Linked DNA regions of Homo sapiens: region 1 is linked to region 2. The links are chromatin contacts, found by Hi-C or POLR2A ChIA-PET in ENCODE. All regions are on one chromosome and are shown on one strand. The core of a region is the stretch at or near the end of the contact, and the rest is flanking DNA. Distances in the headings are between cores, read along the strand shown.

Region 1 (3,077 bases), core at 479-2,978, 320 kb after region 2:
CCATTGCCCCAAACTATGCACTTTTCAGGTAAGCTTTACTTTTATTTTGTAGCATTAATTCCTATATTGCAACGTAAGGGTGAACAATGAAGGCTCCAGGCAAGAAAAGAGAAGTAAGCAGTTTTCCTGGACATATTGGCCGAGGTGAAAAATGTATAGAGAATCACTGGGGCATCAGCTGCTTGTTGCGGGAGGGGTGGGGGCTCTGGACACCAGGGGGTCCTGACAAGGCTGGGGCCAGAACCCTGAACCAGTACACACGGAGACGCCAGCATTCTTCCGTCCAGTGCTGGGGGCTCAGGTTATCAGTGTTAGGGAGAGTGTCTGCGTGCGGGGTAGAAATGGAACATTCGCTGTAGGTTTTTTCCTTGGAATCATCATCATTATTATAATAATCATCATTATTATCTTCATTATTCTGAATACTGTCTCACATCTTTCAACTCCAAAAAAAAAAAAAAAAAAAAAAAACTGATCCACAGTTTGTTGTGTGATGCCAACACGGTGCCTGACATCATGCACTTCCTTCTCCCCTCCCCCACACGTGTGTTCATTCACTCACTCACTCACTCACTCATTCATTCGGCCATAGCTGGAATCAAAGGGTCTTTGTTGGGACACATACTGACCGAAGTGGATCTGTTTTAATTAATTTATGACTTTTAAAATGCACACGCGCGCACACACTCACCCCCCCCCAACACACACACACACACATATACACAAAGTCAGAAATAGCTAGAACGATGCTGGGAAAATCAGGTAGCTGTAAAGCGAGTAGCCCCCAAATCAGTCATCTTGGCCTGAAGATGTAAACAAGGAGGTTTGCTTCCTGCAAGATGAGTACTTCACTGAGTTTGGTTTTCATTTTTCCTACACCGAAGCCACCTCTGTCCATCCAATGTTCATGTCTGTCCGAGGCTGCGCAGGAGGTTACGTCAAGATGTGGCCAATAAAGTCCAAAAAGCGCTTTGAATACTGTTCTGGGTTCACGGTGGAGATCTCCGCGCCAGCCTGGGCAGTTTTTAAAAAAGGAAATATTGACATAGTGTTTATGATTTCCCCAAATTATTACTCAATATCTACAGCTATTTCCAATGGCAACTGAATATACAGCAAGCAATTTTCAAATCCATGCAGTCTCTGCTCTGAAAAACATCACTCAAAATATCTTGGCGCTCATGGTTGAATAAGCAAGGTTCTTACAAATCTGTGTCTGCAAATGAGACAAAGGGCGACAGGAGCACCAGATGCTACCACACACACCGGGGCTGTTGCAACTCACAAAAAAATCAAACAGGCCACGTTTGGGATGTTACTATCAAAGAGTGGAATTGTTCAGAAGTCACGGAAACAATACTTATGTTATACTTTTCAAGAAGGCAGACTGGAGCCACCTTGAGAATGACATCAACATTTGGCGAAAGGGAAACCTTAATGACGATGACTTAAAACCGCATGATTTCTTCAGGACCCCTTCGTTTCTGGACAGAGGCCCCCAGCTCAGTGCTCAAACATGAGGGGCAACAGCAGCAGCCACAGGTTCTGGGACAGCTGCCCCCAGCCCATTCCCTGCACCGTAACCAGGTGAGGCACAACACTGCTGGCTCCATCTTGCCCACGGGGGAAGGAGCTGACTTCCCTCTGCAGCAGCACACAGGGGTGCCACTGTTCCCCTTTCTGAGCCCTGCAGAGAGCAAGCAAGCCTGGCCCCCTGCAGAAGCACGGTGAGGGATTTTTCCATGATGAGATGCAGGGTGCAGGCCAGCACACTCAAGGGAGTCACTCACTGGCCAGTTTCCTGAGCTGCAAAGGGCAAGCACGGAGTTTTGCTAAGTGAGCATGTGCTGTTTTTAGACACCCATGTTCACCGGGGAACTTGTAATATTTCCAGGCCTCGGCTGCATGGAGGAGCCCAGGCTTGAATGCAGAGAGAATGGTCCCCCACAGCAGCTTAACACAGCGTTCCTTTGCTGACAGTAATGTTTTCTTCTTGCAAACTACCTGTGATTTTATGCCGTGTGGCACACTATGGAGGCGAACTTGTGGCTTATGGGGAGATGAACATGGAGCCATATTGGCTAGGATAGGAGAGATGAACATGGAGCCATATTGGCTAGGATACACTCCAATTTCACAGGATGTATAATATGGGAACAGACATTTACAAAGCATTTGTCCAGACAACTCTTGTATCTCTGGCAAAACCCCATCAGCAAGGCAGTAGGATTTCTGTATGAGGTGAAAAAACAGGAGCTCCAAAAGTGTCCCCTTGAGGTCATACAAGTGGGAAGGGTCAAACGAGGATTCCTCGCCAGTTCTCTCTTTGCCACACTCCATGGTTTTCAACCAGAGGTGAGCATCAGAATGACCATGGAGTCTTCTGAAGACCCCTCCCTCACCCTCCTGAACTGGCCTCAGAAATGACGGAATGGGGGTGGTGCACCTGGTGCGGATGTTTGTTTAAAAAGAGTACTCAAAAATTTCTGTTGGGGGGAAGCCACCAGGCACACTTGCTTACTGACGTGCTCGGGGGCGGTGAGGTCCCAGTCTGTGCTCTGCACACAGCAGGAATACCATAGCTATCGACAATGTGACTGAAATATTTCTTTGGCAAATAGAATACTGTGTTTGTTAGGCTGATTTCTATTTTAAAATAGAAAAGAAGAGGTTTCAAGTGAGTTTTTGGTTCTGGTGAATCTTCATTAGTTCTACACAGTCTGTGGGAAGCACCTCTTCTTCCAGGGCCAACAAACCAGGGAATACATTCATCTGTGTGGGGTGGGCTCTATGGCTTTCAGGACCTCTGCAAAACAAAGATGGCACCCTGCAATACAAGCCTGAAACTTGGCGAGCTGTAAAGTTCAGCCAGGCAGGAGGTGTTTGCAGGCAGGGCAAGGGGATGAGCATGAACACAGAGCCAGGAGGGGGCTGGGTCCGGGGGAGGAATCTCATCTCTGCCACTTGCTACTATGAGGCCCTGGCAAGTTACTCCTGAAGCTATTTTCCTCAGTTTCTCCAACTGACAAAAGCAGGTACACTACTATCTCTTTCATAGGCTTCTCATGGGGGATAAA
Region 2 (3,191 bases), core at 616-3,115:
TATTTTATCTGCAGGTGACTGTGCTTCTATGATTTTTTTTTTTACCCCAATAAAAGTCATTCGGTGAAACCCAATTTAGGGACACCTCATCTGGCATGTACAAACACATTGCAAAACAAAAACAAAAACAAAAACAAATTAGTGATAACATACCCCTCAATCCATATATGTGATGTATTTTTCCTTCACTCTTTATTCTACAACTATATTTACAGTAAACATTTAGTCTTCAAACTGTTTCAATCTAGATTTGTTAAATCTTTTAAAACTAAAGATAATATATAACCTACTTTGAATTATCACCAATAGACTCAAACAGGGCAACAACCTCTTTAAGGAAAACAAGCTACTTGCATCAAAATGAGAATACTTTCTACTCTTCTGGAAAAATATCTAGATGGCAACATTCTATGTACAATAGGTAATTTATTTGTGGTTTTATTTCAAAAACTTAGAATATTTGTTTGAAATATATAATTCTCATCATTGGTAGTTTGGCACATAAAACTCTTCTAAAAATATAGGTTAGACATATACAATGAAGACTGAGGAAGGACAGGATTTTAGTGAAAAGTTGCAATAATTTATAAATTGTGCTAATACAATTAAACGGAGTATAAATCTTCAGAAATTTTAACTTGATTTTCAAAACACTGGAAGTTTAATCAAGAATCACGAGTACTTCTTGCCCTATGTGCACTCCATCTCTGTTTTGCCAAAATCCACATAATCAAAATTTTTTATGATTTTCCTTAAGACTATTTTATCGAGATCAAAAACTAAGTAAGTACACTTGAGCTTCAAGTCTAAAACACAAAACTTGTGCGCTGCATCATTTTACCTTGACTCAGCCAATCAGAATCCAATGTTGCCTGGGAAACCCTCTCACGCTTATTACAATAACAATTCTGTTGCTTGATTTTTAAAGCAATAAATACATACTCAGAAATTATTTATATATATATGTATGTGTATATATATATTTTTTTGTTTTGAGACGGAGTCTCGCTCTGTTGTTCAGGCTGCAGTGCAGTGGTGCAATCTTGACTCACTGCAACCTTCGCCTCCTGGGTTCAAGTGATTCTCCTGCCTCAGCCTCCTGAGTATCTGAGATTATAGGTGCGTGCCACCACGCCCAGCTAATTTTTCTATTTTTAGTAGAGATAGGGTTTCACCAGTGCAAAAACTTATCATCCTGGTTTCTTTTCCCTGATCAGTATGAGAAGGCACAAAGGAATAAAGAGAACTGCTTCACTTTCATACTGTTCTCATATTCATTTCTTATGTGCCAAGAACTTTGGTAATATAAAGAAAGACAAAGAGGAAAAAACATATCCTCTGCTTTTTCTGTATATCCTGCACACCATACATTTCATTACACACCAATGTGTTTGTCAGATTCAACTGCATTGTTATTTTTTATCTTCCTTGGTATACGCAAGAAAAATGGAAACAAAACTTAATGGAAAACAGAAAACTGTAATAAATGACAAAAGCAGATACTACGTTGGCTACATTCTCTGACTACACCATGATATAACCATAAATTCGTAAAATTAACTTTGGAAAAAACAACCACTTGAAAAAGGTTAAATATTAAGTCTCTCCTAAATAACTTCTAAGTCAAAAAGCAAGCAACAAATACAGACTATTTAGAAAATAATGTAAAGAGGAGTAACTAGGTGTATTAGTCCGTTCTCACACTGCTGTAAATATACTACCCGAGACTGAGTAATTTATAAGGAAAGGAGGTTTAATTGACTCACAGTTCTGCATGGCTGGGAAGGCCTCAGGAAACTACAAGCATGGCTGAAGGAGGAGAAGCAAGCACCTTCCTCACAGGGCAGCAGGACCTAGAGAAAGAGCAAGGACGAGGGGAACTGCCAGATGCTTTTAAACCGTCAGATCTCGTGAGAACTCACTCACCATCACGAGAACTGCATGAGGGAAATCCACCCCCATGATCCAATCACCTCCTACCAGTCCCTGCCTCAACAGTTGGGATTACAATTCAAGGTGAGATTTAGGTGGACACAGCCAAACCATGTAACTGCATAGCAAAATCTCTGTCGTTTAAATATAAATCTTAATGACTTTGCTGTTTTTTAAAAAATTAAAGTATACAAAGCAAATGTGTAACAAAAAAGAAAAAAACAACAACAATGACCTAAAAAGACAGGAAGAAATAATACATATAAAAGGAAAAATAATAAGAAAAGAAACCACTCCTAGGAGACTTGTGCCATGGATACTATGGCCCCTCACCCAGTCCCCCTTCAGGTTCAAGGCTGTTGCTGGGAGTAATTATTGGCTGTTGATGGCTCACAGCTGAATCCATTTTCTGGAATTGACCTTGGTTAAAGGAAGTTGCCTCAATACATTTATGTCTCTTCTTCAAGGGTAGCCCACAATCCAATGACTGAATTCAATGCAGCGATTCAAAGACCCAGCCCTGGTGCCTTGGATTGGTACATCTCTGAATGCTCTTTCAGCCTCAATGCTCCCCCTGGAGCCAGCTGAGGCTACTGATGCAGCTGCATTTCAGTTTGGCTTTTTCCTCTGCTCAGTACTATTTTCTCCCTGGCTTCCTCAAAGGAGTTGTTTCTGAGAGCACTCTTCAATAAACTGTACATGCAAATCTCAGAGTCTCCGGGCATCTGACCTGCAGCAGCTAGTGCTGGAAGTGATCCTAGGAAAGTGGCTTTAAAATGAGACCGCAGGCACAGCCAGATCACCCACTGGCAGGCAGGTACTGAAGACCCATCACTGGGGATAGATGGAGCATGGATACCTCTGGCATGAGACAGTGGTGCAAGTATTAAAACATTCCCGGTGTGAGCTGGCGTTGGATACCAGTAAAAGGGAATGCACTGGCAGGTGCAGTATCAGGATTTTGAGAGCTAGAGAAAGTGGTAATTACAAGGATTAGGGAATTGGCTGCTGCTGACAACAGTGGATGCCCTAGAGGAAGACAACAAAAGGCTGAGGTTAATTAATCACCAATTAAAGGCAAGCAGCAAAGTCAGACAGCCTCTTCCACACCATATAAAGAGATTCTCATCTTCTATGAGCCAACACCAAAAGAGGCTAAGAATCAAGCCCGAGCCTCAACAATAAGAGTAACAGAGCTTCGGAAGAGGTTGAATGAGGAGAGGGCCTTGTTGGGAAGAAGTTGACCTTAAGGCATGGCA

What was found. Hi-C counts contacts between places; a loop is a spot of excess contacts on that map. ChIA-PET counts read pairs that join two places held with the same protein, here RNA polymerase II (POLR2A).
Region 1: a map of HepG2 shows a loop between it and region 2 (3-fold over the local background). The contact joins the enhancer-like site here to the promoter of EBLN1 in region 2. A Hi-C loop is called at or near these places in 1 of 168 maps with a recorded cell type or tissue (HepG2). POLR2A ChIA-PET finds 5 or more read pairs at or near these places in 3 of 52 experiments (MCF 10A, OCI-LY7 and WTC11).

What each region holds. Positions count from the first base shown.
Region 1 is chr10:22,536,268-22,539,344 of GRCh38, forward strand. PIP4K2A (phosphatidylinositol-5-phosphate 4-kinase type 2 alpha) reads right to left here. Exons shown (of 10, transcript NM_005028.5): 10 at 1-1,014. The coding sequence ends at 934. Among named protein-coding and RNA genes, the nearest start is that of LINC03027, 100 kb to the left of the region's middle. Within about 2 kb of position 1,729, at least 3 of the 41 ENCODE cell types and tissues checked have a DNase peak (open chromatin) inside an H3K27ac peak, as active enhancers do.
Region 2 is chr10:22,216,150-22,219,340 of GRCh38, forward strand. EBLN1 (endogenous Bornavirus like nucleoprotein 1) reads right to left here and starts at 1,866. Exons shown (of 3, transcript NM_001394757.1): 1 at 1,767-1,866.